2 separate regions of the Homo sapiens genome follow, and region 1 is linked to region 2. The links are chromatin contacts, found by Hi-C in ENCODE. All regions are on one chromosome and are shown on one strand. Each heading gives the region's core, a stretch centred on a gene start or an enhancer-like site at or near the end of the contact. The rest is flanking DNA. Distances are from core to core; before and after follow the strand shown.

Region 1 (3,402 bases), core at 353-2,852, 120 kb before region 2:
TTCTGTTACTAACCCTTTTGGATTTTAATGTTTATATTTTTAAAGAGCCTTTAAAAAAGCAAAGGTGAGGTGGAGTGGGATAAGAAGAAGCCTAAGCGTCAACCATGCATTTGGATTTGGGAATTTGTCAAAGGTGTGGGAATTTGTCAAAGGTGAGAGACTGAATTTCCACCTTGACATGCAAATGCATTCTTATTTCCTATGCTGTCGCCCAAGTCACCCTGGTTACATCAGTGTTCAGCTGAGTCAGAGCATTTGGATGGGCTCACTCTAAGAGGGTTAGAATTTGATCCCATGACAAATAAGAATGGTTACCTGGCACTGCAGGTGAAGAACAGGCTGGAGCAATCTCAGGGCTGGGGCTAGAGGAAAACACAAACCAGCAACATGATCCATGGCTTCAGTCAATACTCAGGAAAGCCTATTTCTGTTTCCCCAGTGCGTTCCTGAGAGCAGTGTTGATTACCAGATAACCAGAGTCTTTGGTCTTTCACAGAATCAACAGCTTGGCAGCCACAAAGTGACAGGCATCAATACTAATCGCACAAGCCTGTCTGTAGCTGGACCCCAGGACAGGCCGTGCTCCACCTGCCTGTCCAAGAAATGCACGCCAGGTCCTCCCCATGGAAACCACTAACAACACTTATTAGCTGTTTCCTTGCCTGCTAAGTGGTCTGTGCCTCGTTCTGGCTCCCATTATTATATTCATTTCAGCCTGTGTCCTGAAACCTGATACCTTTGTACTTGGGGGGTGTGGTGTCTGCCACCTGACAATGATTTGACATGACACAGTGACAGAAAACAAGGAGACAGGATGGAAATAAAAGAATAAGAAATCCAAGCAGCTACACTGGCGGCTCCAGGCAGGGGTGCCCATTAACACAGATACCTGTGAGAAGGAACACAGGCCCCACTGCCACCCTGGCCAGATCACTTAATTCAGCTGCACTGGACTGGGAGACAGCAATCTTCCTTTGCTGAACAAGGCCCCATGCAACATTATAGTGGGTTCTTCACTTATACTTCTGAGTTCAATGTGGCTCCACTTCTGCCCATTCCCTCCCCTCCCAATTCATCCGCCAGCAGTCCATTCTGTCCTTCTTCCTGGGCCTCTGTGCTGATAATCACAGCTGCCATTAGGGTGGTGGCACTGGTGGCACACATGGCCACCACATGCTAGTGCTATAGTCATTCAAGAGACCAGCTAGGGCATGTGGGGAGGGGGCAATGAGGTGAGCCCTCGGCCCGTGGAAGCCACTATGCAGACACAATACTGGAAACAGTGGGGTTTCCAAAGAGCAATTTCAAGGCTAGGGTCCATGACTAACTGGCAGTGACATGAGCCAGTGATAAGCCTATTCTGCGCCTCATCTGTAAAATGAACAAGATGGACTAGATCACTGATGCTTGAACCTTCTGTTGTTACATTAGACAATAAAATTTTTTCATTAAATGATATTTTCCTTTAGACCCCAGTGTATTGAATGGATAAAAATGGATTTGGAAGCCAGCTTTGGGAGCCCTGTTAGCTCCACCCTGATGGGTCACCACTTGTTCCCCCTGCACCTCTGACAAGTCTCATTGGAATGCTAGAATTCCGCATAGCTCAGTGTGAAAGGCATGGGGCCAGATCATCTCAAAGTTCCCTTCTAGGCCAAATGTTGCTTTGGGTGAGGCATGGGAGACAGAGAAATTGTAGGGAAGGTTTGGGGATTTGCACCGTGTTAGAATGATCTTTCCTCTAGCATTTTATGTTCTCTTTTTGTCATCAACAGCCCTACAGCTCAGGGCTCTGTGGAGATCTATGGCAAGACAGAGCCAGTAAAGGAGCACCACACCAGCAGCACCCCCAGGCCCACACCCACGACATTTCAGAAAGTTCAGCTTTCACTTTTATACACACTGGAACTAAAATACAGGGAAAGAAGTCAAGGGAAAGTTTGGAGATAATCAGCCAGGACTCAAGTTTTACAAAGGGAAATTAAGCACCAGTACACTTGCTATATTTAGGATCTGTATTAGTCCATTTTCACACTGCTGATAAAGACATACCTGAGACTGGACAATTTACAAAATAAAGAGGTTTATTGGACTTACAGTTTCACGTGGCTGGGGAGGCCTCACAATCATGGCAGAAGGTGAAAGGCATGTCTCACATGGCAGCAGACAAGAGAAGGGAGCTTGTACAGGGAAATTCCCGTTTTTTAAAGCCATAAAATCTTGTGAAACTTATTCGCTATCATGTGAACAGCACGGGAGACCACCCCCATTATTCAATTACCTCCCACCAGGTTCCTCCCACAACATGTGGGAATTCAAGTTGAGAATTAGGTGGGGACACAACCAAACCATATCAGGATCTATCATCTCTTTATCATCCACAGCACCACCACCATCACCAATGACAACGAATCCAGCATAGGTCTAAGTTATCATCCACTGGGATAATAACAACAGGCAGCACTGATTATACTCTTATTATTGGTTATTATGAGGATGTTACATTTATAACTGCCCTAGAGCAAGGCACCATTATTGTCACTTTTAAAAATGAGAAAACTGAGCTACATACAGGAGACTAGTGACTTTCTCAAGCCCCAGAATTTGCAAGTAGTAGAGAAGTGATTTGAACTTATGCAGTCTAACTCTGAAGTCTGTGCTTTTAACACTGTCGTCACCCAGGGAAGCAGGCTGATGTGAGGAGAGAACTGAGCTGTAGGAGGGCTCACACAAACTGTGCAGTCAGCAAAGTTGCTTTTCAACAGCAAAAAGCTCCTAGTTATGGGCCCGTTCGCATCCATGCTCCTCTCTGCATCAGCCCGCCTCAAACACGTAAATTCACTCCCCAAGCACCTAGTTATTATCTTGCTTGTTCTCTACTTAAAGCATTCAGAAAATATTTAGATCTTTTTTTTCCACCCAGATGTAAATAACTGATAATAGGTTAATCTGCTTCTTCCTCCCAGGGAGAGACATATTTTTCACCAGAAACCAAAGCCTTGAACTGTAGAGATAAAGCTCCACTTGTAAAATTTCAATGTCAGCATAGAATAAGGATTATGAATTCTTGAAATCATCAGAGTCTTCCTAGTGTCCCTGAAGTCTATTAGGTGGTTTTTAATTCATTAGGAAAAAACTATCCAGATGGAGAAATGGATATAATCTCTACTCCAGATACTATTCAATGGAAAAAATACTCAGAAAGCTTTGGCCTTGAATTTGTGGAGGCAGAGGAGGGGGTTGTGGGACAATTAGGAGGTTGAAATCACTCACTGACCCTATCTGAAACTCTATATTCTATACTGCCACCCTTGGACCACCCTTGGGTTAACATTTCCTCTGAACATTCTAGCTCCCTTAGGTTATTTATTTACTTACATTTGATATTTTCTTTTACAGAGC
Region 2 (3,551 bases), core at 586-3,085:
AATGTGCTCAGCCATAAATTTTTAGCATTAGCAGGAGAAACATGTAGCCAAGGAAATGAATGATGGGGGAAATCAGGAGGCCTGGGATTCTCAAAGGCCTCTTCTTTTCTCTTGGGGATGATGAACTAGGGATAGGGGTCAGAGAGGGTTACTGCACCACCATGAGGGACATCAATACCCTGTTATGTGTAAGCAGAGCCAACAGGTGGCAGGGCACCACTGCATACATACCACAGTCTGCTCTGTGTGAGGTTTGGGGACCTGGTCATCTTGCCCTGCTAACTGTTCAACTGTGGCTATTTTGCTTAGCTTCTTATTTATATTAATGAACTTGAGACAATTTAAGAGGGCCATTTTAATTAGGAGTAAATGCAAGTATATTTGTGGGGATCACAAGAGGCCTGATCTTTGCAGGCTTAATGAGGCGACCTACCCAACCCCATATGAAATAATTGTGTATTGTATTAAAAGCCGCTTTGGAAAATATAATCGTGGTAGTAAATTGGAATGAAATGAACATGGTATTAAAGGGGGAAAAATATTTACTGCCAATTTTATGGGGCCTTAAAATATTTATGTTTTAAACTTGCATTCTTTGGAGATTTGCTGAGTGTTGCTAGAGCTGGGAAACTTTTTTAATGAGATACGTGCATATTTTTCAAATTTACAGATCTTTTTTCACAAAAATAGAAAGTCATAAATGTGAAATGGAAACCTAAACAAGGCAAGTGCAGCCTTAATGGCCTTAGATTCTTAATTGACTCTTCATATTAGAAAAAATTAAAAGCACAGGAAATTTCATTTAAATGTGTGAATAATATGCAAGGAACTTTTGTTTTATGTCAGTTTCTATCCGATTAAAGTACAGAGCATTAGCATAAATGTGATAACCCAAATAAACTTGAGTTTTGCTGCATTTATGTTAAGTGGGCATGAATAGGATACGTGTGCATTCTTGGGTTACTTAAAAACAGAGTCAAATACTGGCTTTTGTTCTGCTTCCCAAATGAATCTCTAAGAACAGCAGGGAAATAAATTACATGTTGATCAAGTCTTTATTTCTTTATTCATAGGTACCAGGGGTTGAAAAAAAAATGCAAGTGAGTCTATAGTTCTCAGACACTGAATCCCTCTTTAAATGCTCTCACTCTTTGCAAGAGGCAAATGAACTTCTAATTGTTCACATTTGTTTCAGCCAATCTTCCTGATTCCCTTTCTCATGAAAGACCTAAAACTCTGTTGACTTTACATGTCCAAATTAAATATATCTGTGTTTTCCTTTTGCTTTCAATAAGAGTGCATGCCAGCATGACTTAACATTCATCCAGAGTTTATTTCAATATTAGTGGAAAACAAGCCATTTTTCAGTTTAATGAATAGCATCAGTGTCTCCCTTTTAACCAAAAATATGGCCTTAAACTTGATGGATCTCACCAGAAGGCACATTTTCAAATTATTTTTCTATTGGAGGTTATGAATATCGTTTCCCAAATTATTGTGACAGCTGTGAGGGGAAAGCCTGCATCACAGATACAGCAGCTTAGAAACAAAACTCAGACCTAACAAAATGGTAGTTTCCTTTGTGAAATGAGAAAAGGGGAATGGAAAAGGAAGCATGAACCGCATGGGAGGGAAAAAATACCTCTTTTGAGACTTATGCAACAGGAGAAGAGTCATGTAAAGGCCCTGAAATTCCCATACTTTTTTTGTTACTACCATTTTTGTTTCCCAATCATTCTAAATTGGGAAGGTAAAGGCTGAGCATTACTGATTCAAAAAACCTCCAAGAGGACATCTGATATTTCTTCCTTATTAAGGATGATGGAGTGTAATTGATGTGCCTGGAGCCTGGCCAATTCCAACTTTTTTGAGAATGCCGCTTAATGTGCGGACATTATTTTTGGACTACTGAACGCCAGAAAATAATGAGCTGGCATTCAGCTTTGGTGAATAAGACCCTGAATTTTCATCTAAAAGCAGTTTTGAGTTATTGCTGTAGATAAGGTGTAACTGTGCAAGGGAATTTTATCCATGTTTCTCCCATGAATCATAAATGAGGAAAAAAATTACAGTCTAAATTGCACTTAAAAGGAATAAAGTCTTTTCATGTCATACATGATTTATCAAAATGATCTCATTTTAAGGGTACTGTGGTGTATCTTGATTAATCGCATTAGGAAGCGTGATGAATGGCCTCTTTAATGGTAACACAGGATTTATTGGCAGCATCCAGACTTGAACCAGAAGGGTAAGAAGTAAAACATACAACAGATAGCTAATGCAGATAGGATGTCAGTAATGCGCTGGCTTGTTGTAAAATTATACCAGGAGCCTTAGTTTCAGGAGCTTCTGAAACTGCCAGAGGGTGGACAGCAAACAAGTTTTGTACAGGACCTTGGGTGCCACCTCAAATCCAGTCTGACCCTCCCCTAACTTGTTGCAATGCAAGTAAAATCTCTCTGCTGGACTGTAAAAATAAGGTGTCTGTGAAATCTGGGCAAAACTTGGAAATTCCTAGTAATAAGAGGGAGACACCCGCCTTTCAAGATCAGCGCTCCTTGCCCTTTTGCCCTATTTTAATATCCTCTTCACATTTCGCTTTAATATCCTAAATGCCTTTTTTTAAGCCTGCTCGAGTCTGCTCCCACTAATTTCCTCTAAGGCTGACAGATCAGAGGCTTTCCTCGAACTGTTCCTTTTGGAGCTGAGAAGCCCTCCTCGTAATCCTGCTGCTTGTCCGCAATTAATCCTTCCAGTTGCCTCATTATTACCTCCACCACCCACAGACAGAGGAAGCTCTGACCCACTGGACACTGGCTCCTGACTGAAGCTTCAAAGGTGCCAATCACACCCTCATCAGAAAGGTGCCTGCTGTCAGCATCAGAGGTTTTCATCCCCTCCTCCCCGCTGATCAAACATTCTTCCTCAGAAGATTAATTCAGAGTCCCCGCCCATTTCCTCCCATATCCTCTTTCCCTTTTTGGTTTACCCAATGATCCATCTTTGCCTCGAAAAGGGAAGCCACGGATAATAGAAGTCCTTTCAAAACAAAAGCTGGGCAAAGGCAAATTTAAATCCCAGCTGTTATCAACTTTTTTTTTTTTAACCCATTTAAACATCTTAAGGCAGTGAGGATTAGGGACTGGCCTGAAATGCCATTCTTTGATCAAAGACCCCAAGACTTTACACAAACATAATCACAAGGCAATGGATGCCCCTCTGAAGGCTGAATTGATTTGTTTGACTGCAGCGCCTGGGATGGTAGAGAAGCCGCACACTGACTTTCCTAACTCCCAACATATATGTCACCAGGCCAAGTGACTTAGAAATTATATTTCTTTTCTTCCTGTGTCTTAATTGGAGCCGTCACTTTCAGATTCAGACAGAACTATGGGGAGAGGTTTTGAGGAGAAGAAAATGTGAGCCATATGGGTGCTTGCTATGGCTTCTCCATCCCCAGGCTGGGAGGAGAGAGGTGAGAGCAGGAGAGAGATTGGTGAGAAAGCAGCAGCCCCATGGTCTCTGATGTGTAGCAAAGGTGACTTCACAGA

Evidence for each region. Hi-C counts contacts between places; a loop is a spot of excess contacts on that map. Pooled maps may share reads with other maps.
Region 1: a map of endothelial cell of umbilical vein shows a loop between it and region 2 (2.2-fold over the local background). The contact joins two enhancer-like sites. A Hi-C loop is called at or near these places in 2 of 168 maps with a recorded cell type or tissue (endothelial cell of umbilical vein and heart right ventricle) and 1 of 50 pooled maps.

The regions. Positions count from the first base shown.
Region 1 is chr10:76,430,676-76,434,077 of GRCh38, reverse strand. All of the region lies in intron 6 of LRMDA (leucine rich melanocyte differentiation associated), which reads right to left. Among named protein-coding and RNA genes, the nearest start is that of KCNMA1-AS1, 460 kb to the left of the region's middle. RefSeq lists an enhancer at 268-965. Within about 2 kb of position 1,602, at least 15 of the 41 ENCODE cell types and tissues checked have a DNase peak (open chromatin) inside an H3K27ac peak, as active enhancers do.
Region 2 is chr10:76,308,573-76,312,123 of GRCh38, reverse strand. All of the region lies in intron 5 of LRMDA (leucine rich melanocyte differentiation associated), which reads right to left. The region is part of intron 2 of LOC112268057 (a long non-coding RNA gene); the gene reads left to right. Among named protein-coding and RNA genes, the nearest start is that of KCNMA1-AS1, 580 kb to the left of the region's middle. Within about 2 kb of position 1,835, at least 4 of the 41 ENCODE cell types and tissues checked have a DNase peak (open chromatin) inside an H3K27ac peak, as active enhancers do.